2 separate regions of the Homo sapiens genome follow, and region 1 is linked to region 2. A link is an interaction called in ENCODE POLR2A ChIA-PET data of the cell type or tissue named here. Cell type or tissue: GM12878. All regions are shown on one strand. Each heading gives the region's core, and the rest is flanking DNA. Links, peaks and the distances in the headings are about the cores only. Region 1 overlaps ATF7IP (activating transcription factor 7 interacting protein). Region 2 overlaps ATF7IP (activating transcription factor 7 interacting protein).

Region 1 (4,394 bases), core at 116-4,115, 50 kb before region 2:
TACAAAATATCTAGGTGGAATTTTCTTTTTTTTTTCTTTCTTTCTGTCTGTCTTTCTCTCTCTCTTTTTCTTTTCTTTTCTTCTTTCTTTTTTTTTTTTTTTTTTGAGATAGGGTCTCGTTCTGTAGCCCGGACTGGAGTGCAGTGGCATGATTATAGTTCACTGCAGCCTTAACTTCTGGGGCTCAAGTGATTCTCCCACCACAGCCTCCCAGGGAGCTGGGGCCAGAGACACATGTCACTATACCTGGCTAATTTTTAAATTTGTTGTTGAGATGGGGTCTCGCTGTGTTGCCCAGACTGGTCTTGAATTCCTGGGCTCAAGCAATCCTCTTGTCCCAGCTTTCCAAAGTGTTGGGATTATAGGCATAAGCCACCATGCCTGGCTATAGTTACTTTTAAAAATTCCCCTTTTTTTTCTTTAGTCACCTCCCTGACAATACTTCTAATAAATTTTATCCAGGAAGAATTGATTTTTTTTTTACATTGAGTCTTAGCTCTAATATTTCATAAGACAGTTCTAATATGTCATGTAAGTGTTTCTAGATACATTTTTCTTGCCATTCTGATTTTTTTTTTTTTTTTTTGAGACAAAGTCTCCCTCTGTCACCCTGGCTGAAGTGAAGTGGTGCGGTGTTGGCTCACTACAACCTCTGCCTCCTGGGTTCAAGCGATTCTCCTGCCTCGCTTCCTGAGTAGCTGGGATTCTATCATGCCTGGCTAATGTTTTGTATTTTTAGTAGAGACGGAGTTTCTCCATGTTGTCCAGGCTGGTCTTGAACTTCTGAGCTTAGGTGATCCACCCACCTCACCCTTCCAAAGTACTAGGATTACAGTCATGAGCCACAGCTCCTGGCCTGAATGTTTTCTTTATTGTATGTTCTGACTCCTGTTTGAGCTTTTACTGCTTTGCTCAGGATTTTCACAACGTATTGGATATAGTATGCATACCCTTTGTTTTGTGTTTAAGAGAAATGTCTGTGGTGTTTTATTACTATGGTGTTTTTTTGTGTTTAAGAGAAATATCTGTGGTATATTATTATGGAATTTCTTGTTAGTTTGAAGTGATCTTTATCAGCTAAAGGAATGATTTTTATGTTCTTAATTTTTATTTTTATCAGTGCTTAATTTTAATTTTTATCAGTGAATGAGTGTTGAAACATTTAGTGTCTTTTCAATTTCTGTTAAGAAATGAGTTAATTTTTGTTTACCCCTTTTATATTGTCAATAAATTTCCTAATATGCTTTAAAAATTATTAGAGGTGTTTAAAATGGAAAAACAGTGCAGTTTAGGATAGAGATGTTAATCTCATCTTTTAGTAGTTAACCAGGAATATGAGGATAAAGGAATTAGAAGAAAATGTATAGTTTCTTGCCTCCTGGCCTTAATGATCTAACATAGTCACAGTCAGGCTCCACAAACTGCTCTTCTAGTCTCTCTAAGCACTGTTCTTTGCACAGTATATTTATTGAATTGATTGTTGTGCTGTTAACAGTGAGGTGGCTGATCGAATTTTTTTCTGTTTACCAGTCAAATGGCTTCAGACTCTTTATGTCAACAGTAGAAAAGATGATTAAAAATTTAGAAGAGAAATATGGTATTTGGAAATGCCAAAATAAGGTGCTAGATCTGCATTTGTGAACCCTCCAAAAGAGCTTAGTTATATGTACTTGGTGGCTTACTGCATTTATCACTGAATTTCCTTGGAATTTTTCTCCCCTGCTTCTCTCTCTCCACCTCCTCCTTTTTATTTTTTTTAATTCTGGAGGCTCTAGGCTCAGTTAAATATTTTCATGTGGCAGAGAGCCAGATTTCCAATAGCCCTGAACTCAGCATGCTGCTGTTGCTTAGCAACTACTTGTGAAGTCTTGTGGCTATAACTGAATTATAAATAGGGTTATGAGCAGAAGTGCAATTGAAATTGAGATTGGAAAGAAAGGCATACTCTTTTTTCCCCCGTCTCACTTGAATTTGAGTGATTTTTTTTTTTAAATGCAGAGTCAGTTTTCAGAAATCTGGCTCATAAACATTGGTAATACTAACCCTATCAGGAAGACAATATGGGCATCTTTGTAATTACACATTTGTAAGCTTTTTTTTTTTTTTCCAGTGCTAAACAGTCTATAATGGAGACAAGGCAGTTCATGGAAACTAGAGAACAGAACTTCTAATTTTCATGGTCATACATGTAGAAAAATATCCATATATTGTATTACTGCTGTATTTATCTTCCACATTTACATTAAAATCTACATACAGGAACACTTTATTAGATTATGTTCTTGTACTTTTCATCACATCATTTCTTTAGAGTGGCTTAAAAATTGTCCTATAATCATGACCACAGGCATTTGATGAATATTGAATACATGAGTAAATCAACCTATCTTTATTATTGCTTAAACAGTACATTTTTAAGTACACTTTATTAAAATGTTATCAGCAAAAAACCTGAAAGGTTCTTTAAGGTCTTCTGATTTAATTTCCTTATATTTCACATGGAAAGCTTTAGACCTAACGATGTTAAATGATTTGCCTAAGATCTGTCATACCCTGGTGTGTGTATGTATATTTGGTTTTTTTGCATTGGTCTCTCTTACTGTTACATATTTCACAACTCTCTTTTTTTTTGCACTCATATTTCATCAGTTTACACAAAATTTAAATTCTGTAATTTATTAAAAAATGTACAACTTAGTAACAAACACAACTTACATGAACAGGTTTAGTTGAGAGCAGAAGACCATGGGTATCAGTCAATAAATTTGTAGAATGGATGGAGACCACTGGCTTATTTGATATGATGATTAGGAGGTTAAGAGAGTTTCCAAAGTATAGAATTTTTGGTCAGAACTCTACAGATTTTTTTTCAGGTTCCAAAAGATGAAACTAAGTGGCAATTCTTGGTTTTGGGTAAAGAACTCTGTGCTTTCTTAAAATATATTAAACTTTTTTTAATCGCTTTTAACAGCCCATCCTATGAAACTAAGTCGATTGCAGACATTTGCCAGAAACAAGTAGATTGTATTCTTAGGCATTGTTGCTAGGAAAAATTTAGAGTGGAAATGTAATTTTTTCTTTTGCTGCCAGTGGAGGTGCTGGTTCATTCTTTGTTGTATGCCCAGTAGTAGAGATCTTGCTATCAAAAGTGTAAGTTTCTTTGAAAGGTTTAACTGAAGGAAGATGTAGAATTATAAATAGAATTGGCTGGAAAATTTGTGATAAAAAATAATTTTAATTAGATCTACAAAGAGGGATAACCAGCAATCTTGCTCTGCTATAGAAGATAAATAGTTGGTACAAAGAGGAATTTGAATTTCCTCCATAATATGGAAGAGGATTTAGGGTCTTTTTTCTTTCATCTTTTTTTTTTTTTTTTTTTTTTTTTTTTTGTGACAGGATCTCACTCTGTGGCCCAGGCTGAAGTGCAGTGGCACAATCATGGCTCACTATGACCTTGACCTCTCAGGCTCAAGTGATCCTCCCACCTCAGCCTCCGGAGTAGCTGGGACCACAGGTGTGCACCACCACACCCTGCAAATTTTTAAATTTTTTTTGTTGAGACAGGGTCTCACTATGTTGTCCAGGCTCATCTTGAACTTCTGGTGCCTCAAGCAGTCTTCCCACCTCAGCCTCCCAAAGTGTTGGGATTATAGGCGTGAGCCACTGCACCCAGACATCTCAGCTGCCACTTTAAACTCCTGTGGGTTTTTAGTAGGGCAGTTGGAAGAGAAGAGGAATAAGATAGAGATCCAGGGTGAAGTTCCTGGAACTCTCTAAACTATTCTAAGGCATTTTAGTTGCTATACTAATTGTTCTAAGGTGCCTTGGTTATTCAGTTTCCCTCAAATTTTGATTGGTATGTGATGTGTAACTGCTTTGAATAATGTTTTGCAAGCATCATGTCTTCTTGCTTTTCTTGAAACAAAACTGGCCAGTATGAGCAAAAATTATTTTAAAAGCATTAAAACTAATTTAATAAAGAAAATGTGAAATTCCAAGACATGTTTAAAGTGATATTTGATATATGGGATTATTAAATGTTCTCACTTGTATTGCTTTGTTTTTTTATTTTTTGAGATGGAGTCTCGCTTTATTGCCCAGGTGGAGTGCAGTGGCGTGATGTCAGCTCACTGCAACCTCAGCCTCCTGGGTTCAAGTGATTCTCCTGCCTCAGCCTTCTGAGTAGCTGGGGCTACAGATGTCTGCCACCACGCCTGGCTGATTGCTGTATTTTTAGTAGAGTTGGGGTTTCGCCATGTTGGCCAGGCTGGTGTCGAACTCCCAGCCTCATGTGATCCACCTGCCTTAGCCTCCCAAAGTGCTGGGATTACTGGCGAGAGCCACCGCGCCTGGCCTGTAGTGCTTTATTAACAAAATCTGATATGTTTGTG
Region 2 (4,394 bases), core at 112-4,111:
GATACTTGGTATGATTTCATTCTTTCTAAATTTGTTAAGACCTGGGTTGTGACATGCGACCTATCCATGAGAATTTTCTATGTGCTCTTGAGAAGAATGTGTATTCTGCTGTTGTTTGATCCAAGCTTATCCTATGTGTCTGTTAGGTCCAATTAGCATATAGTGTTGTTAAAGTTCTCTGTTTCTGTGTTGATATTCTGTCTGATGGTTCTATCCATTATTGAAAGTGGGGTATTGAAGTTTCCTACTATCATTGTGTTACTGTCTGTTTCTCCCTTCCATTCTTTCAATGTTTGTTTCATATATTTGGAGCTCTGATGTAGGGGTGTGTGTGTGTGTGTTACAGCTGGTGAAAGTACCCTTTTATCATTATGTCCTTCATTGTCTGTTTTGACAGTTTTTGACCTAAAGTCTATTTTGTCATACATAAGTATGGCCCATCCTTACTCTCTTCTTGTTACCATTTGCATGGTAATATTTTTCCATCCTTTCACTTTCATTCTGTGTTGTATTTTGGATCCAAAGTGAGCCTCTTGTAGGCACCATATAGTTGGATCTTATTTTAAAAAACATTAAGTCAACCTGTCGTTTGATTGGAGAATTTTATCCATTTGCATTTAAATAAACTGCTCATTGGAAGGGACTTATTGTTGTCATTTTGTTTTTTTCTCTATGACTTGTAGCTTTTTTTTGTTTCTTGATTCCTTTGTGTTTCATTGCTTTTTGTTTTTCTTTTGGTATAGTAGTGTGCTTTCATTCCTTTTACAGTTCGTTTTGTGTATTTTCTTTAGATGTTTCCTCTGTGGTTACCGTGGGGATTACATAAAACATCCTAAAGTTACAACTGTCTATGTTAAACTGCAAATAACTTTAATCATATAAGAGCGCTAGTCTATATCTGCCTCACTATGACTTGATGTTACTGTTGTCGTATATCACATCTTTTTATGTTGTGTATCTGTTAACATATTTTTAGTTTTTTTAAGCTTTTAAGTTCTATACCAGAATTAAAAGTGGTTTATGCACCAATATAACAAGAATACAGGATTCTGTATTTTTCTCCTTATCAACATTTTCTTAGAGAAGTTTATATTTTTGTATGCTTCCATGATGCATACACTCTTTAGTTTCCACGTGAAGGGCTTTCTTCAGCACTTCTTTTAGGACAGGTATAGTGATGAAACTCCTTCAGCTTTTACTAATCTGGGAAAAATTTTAATTTCACCTTCATTTTTGAAGCATATTATTGCCAGGTATAGTATTCTTGATTGGCAGGTCTTTGATTCAGCCCTTTGATAATATATTATCTCACTCCTTCAGGCCTACAAGATTTCTGCTGAGATATCTGCGTGTTATCTTATGGGAGTTCCCTTGTGTGTTGTTATGAGTTGCTTTTCTCTTACTGCTTTCAAGATTATTTACTGTGATTCAGACAGCTTGGTTATAATGTATCTCAGTGTAGATGTTTTTGGGTTAACAATAGTTGGAGGTCTTTGAGCTTCTTGAATTTGCATCTCCATTTTCTTCTTCCAGTTTCAGACATTTTCAGCAATTATTTATCTTTCTCTCTGTCTTCCTTTACTTCCCTTATGTGTATATTGGTCTGCCTGTTGGTGTCCCAAAAGTCCTTTAGACTTTCTTAGCTTTTTTTCATTCTCTTTTTGCTCCTCTGGCTTGATAATTTCAAATGACCTGTCTTCAAACTTGTGGACTTATTTTTCGGTTTGATCCGGTCTGCTCTTGATTCTCTACAGTGAATTTTCATTTCAGTGTATTCTTCAGCTTTTTAATTTGTATTATGATACGTTTTTACAGTTTCTCTTTGTTGATATTTTCATTTTGTTCATGCACCCTTTTCCTGATTTTGCTGTTTTCTGTCGTCTCTTTCACTTTCACCTAATTGAGTATCTTTTTTTTTTTTGAGAAGGAGTTTCGCTCCTGTCGCCCAGGCTGGAGTGTAACGGCGCAATCTCCACTCACTGCAACCTCCGCCTCCTGGGTTCAAGCGATTCTCCAGCCTCAGCCTCCTGAGTGGCTGGGGTTACAGGTGCCCACCATCACGCTCGGCTAATTTTTGTATGTTTAGTAGATACAAGCTTTCACCATTTTGGCTAGGCTGCTCTTGAACTCCTGACCTCAGGTGATCTGCCCGCCTCGGCCTCCCAAAGTGCTGGGATTACAGGCACGAGCCACCAGGCCTGGCCAGAGTGTCTTAATGATAGTTATTTTGAATTCATTGGCAGATAATTCATAGCTCTCTGTTACTTTAGGGTTGGTTTTTGGAGATTTATTTTATTTATTTGATTGGACCATGTTTCTCTGTTTATTTGTATGCTTGTTGAAATTTTAGCATTTGAAAAAACAGCCACATCTCCCAGTCTTTGTGGACTCTTGTACACAGGAAGGGCTTCACCAGTCAGCCTTGTTAGAGAGTCTGTGGGCCTCTAACACCTTTTTTTGGCTATGTGTCTTCTCTGGGCTTTTGCTTGTACTCTTCCATCTGAAGAGGTTTGCCTCTCTACTCTGAAGCTCCCTCTGGTACCTGTCTTTGCTATAGCAGCCTCTGGTACTTTGGCAAGCTGTTGTATTAGTGCTTCCCCTGCTGTCTGTCTGTGTTACTGCAATTTCTCTGGTGCTCTATCAAGTTGAGGGTCCTGCCTTTGGTCTCTGAGGCTCACAGGCATCCGAAGTGCCATAGTCACAGTTCTTGCTCCAGATTAGTCCTCCATGTTGGGTAAGACAAAATCTAATGCGTTGGGCATCTTTCTTAAACAGTTGGATTCAAGCTCCAACTTTCTCTTTCCTTTCTGATGTAGAAGCTGTGTTGGGAGGTTGATGGGGTATAGTGAGTAAATGCAATGTATTTTCCTAACTGTTCCAGTGTGCCTCTTTTTGGCCTTGTGCTCACCTGGGATGGCATACCCTCTCAACTAATTTGTGGAAATCTCATGCAGGCAATATGATGCTTATCTTGTTAAGTCATCTCCATATGGGAAGCAGAGGGGACTTCCTGTTCTGACATGTTGCTGATCATACCACAGTTTTCAAAAATCCTCCATCAAATGACTCCTGTGTTCTAAACCATTTATTTATTCTCTATGCTTTTATTCTTCTTGTTTTTCTCCTGAAATATTCTTTTATCTTAACCATTTTGAGTGTAATAATTACTCAATGATGGCCAGGCACAGTAGCTCATGCCTGTAATCCCAGCACTTTGGGAGGCTGAGGCGGGCAGATCACTTGAGTTCAGGAGTTCGAGACCAGCCTGGTCAACATGGCAAAACCCCACGTCTACTAAAAATACAAAAATTAGCCGGGCCTGGTGGCAGGCACCTGTAATCCCAGCTACTCAGAGGCTGAGGCAGGAGAATCGCTTGAGCCTGGGAGGCGGAGGCTAGAGTGAGCCAAGATGGTGCCGCAGGATGGTGCACTCCAGCCTGGGCGACAGTGAGACTCTATCTCAAAAAAAAAAAAAAAAAAATTACTCAACAATGTGCTTAAAGATGCATTCCTTTCCCTAAAAGCTTTTCTTTTTTAAGCTTTTTGCATTCGCCTTACACAGTTATTTTAATGTGCTTTTCTCTTGTTTTACATTTGTTTATCTTGACAGCCAGATTTTAAGCACCTTTATAGCAGATTGTCTTAATTCTATTGTTTTTCCCTCTACACGTATCTAATGCAATGTCATACTAGAAGGTTGAAATTATTGTTGTGTCATATAAAAAGTAGCAAGATGTATTTGTTGTTAAGAAGAGTGATTAATGGCATCTGCTCAATGTAATTCTAAGCATTTACTACCTTTGGTTTAATATGTTATTCTTACACTTGACTTAGTCTTGAGTAGAGATATTTTATTCTTCCATTTTTTGTTTGTTTGTTTTTGAGGCATGTTCTGGCTCTGTCACCCAGGCTGGAGTGCAGTGACACAATCTCAGCTCACTGCAACCTCTGCCTCCTCGGCTCAAGCTATCCTCCCACCTCAGCCTCCCAAGAAGGTGGGACCACAGGCGTGTATTACCACGCCTGGCTAATTTTTGTATTTTTTTTTTAGAGATGGGGTTTTGCTACGTTGCCCAGGCTGGTCTGTAACTCCTGAGCTCAAGCAATCCTTGCCTGTCTCAGCCTCCCAACGTGCTAGTATTACGGGTGTGAGCCACTGTGCCCAGCCTCGTTTTAAGAGATAAATGATGATAGTGTTATTAATGATGGAGGCCTAAATAATGATAGTTAATATGTAGGCGTTATAATTCCATTTCTGTATTCCCTGGTTTTGGGGGGAAAGGCTGAAATAAGTTGTTACTGAAGCTTAGATTTGTGACATTTTATTAAATAATTTAAGTCACATAGTGGTAGGTAGTATTTTTTTAAAAAACAACTTAAAAATAATTTTGATT

Evidence for each region. Peaks named below come from ENCODE experiments on the same cell type or tissue, not always from the same donor. Only the 100,000 strongest peaks of a DNase experiment are listed, where the experiment ranks them.
Region 1: POLR2A ChIA-PET joins it to region 2 with 7 read pairs; 4 of 35 experiments call an interaction of 5 or more read pairs at or near these places.

What each region holds. Positions count from the first base shown.
Region 1 is chr12:14,402,041-14,406,434 of GRCh38, forward strand. The region is part of intron 1 of ATF7IP (activating transcription factor 7 interacting protein); the gene reads left to right. Among named protein-coding and RNA genes, the nearest start is that of ATF7IP, 39 kb to the left of the region's middle. In GM12878, for the core only: no CTCF peak of the experiment used is centred there; a DNase peak (open chromatin) is centred at 1,861; H3K4me3 peaks cover 1,251 bases; H3K27ac peaks cover 1,902 bases.
Region 2 is chr12:14,451,721-14,456,114 of GRCh38, forward strand. All of the region lies in intron 6 of ATF7IP (activating transcription factor 7 interacting protein), which reads left to right. Among named protein-coding and RNA genes, the nearest start is that of PLBD1-AS2, 76 kb to the right of the region's middle. In GM12878, for the core only: a CTCF peak has its summit at 2,583; a DNase peak (open chromatin) is centred at 2,571; H3K27ac peaks cover 220 bases.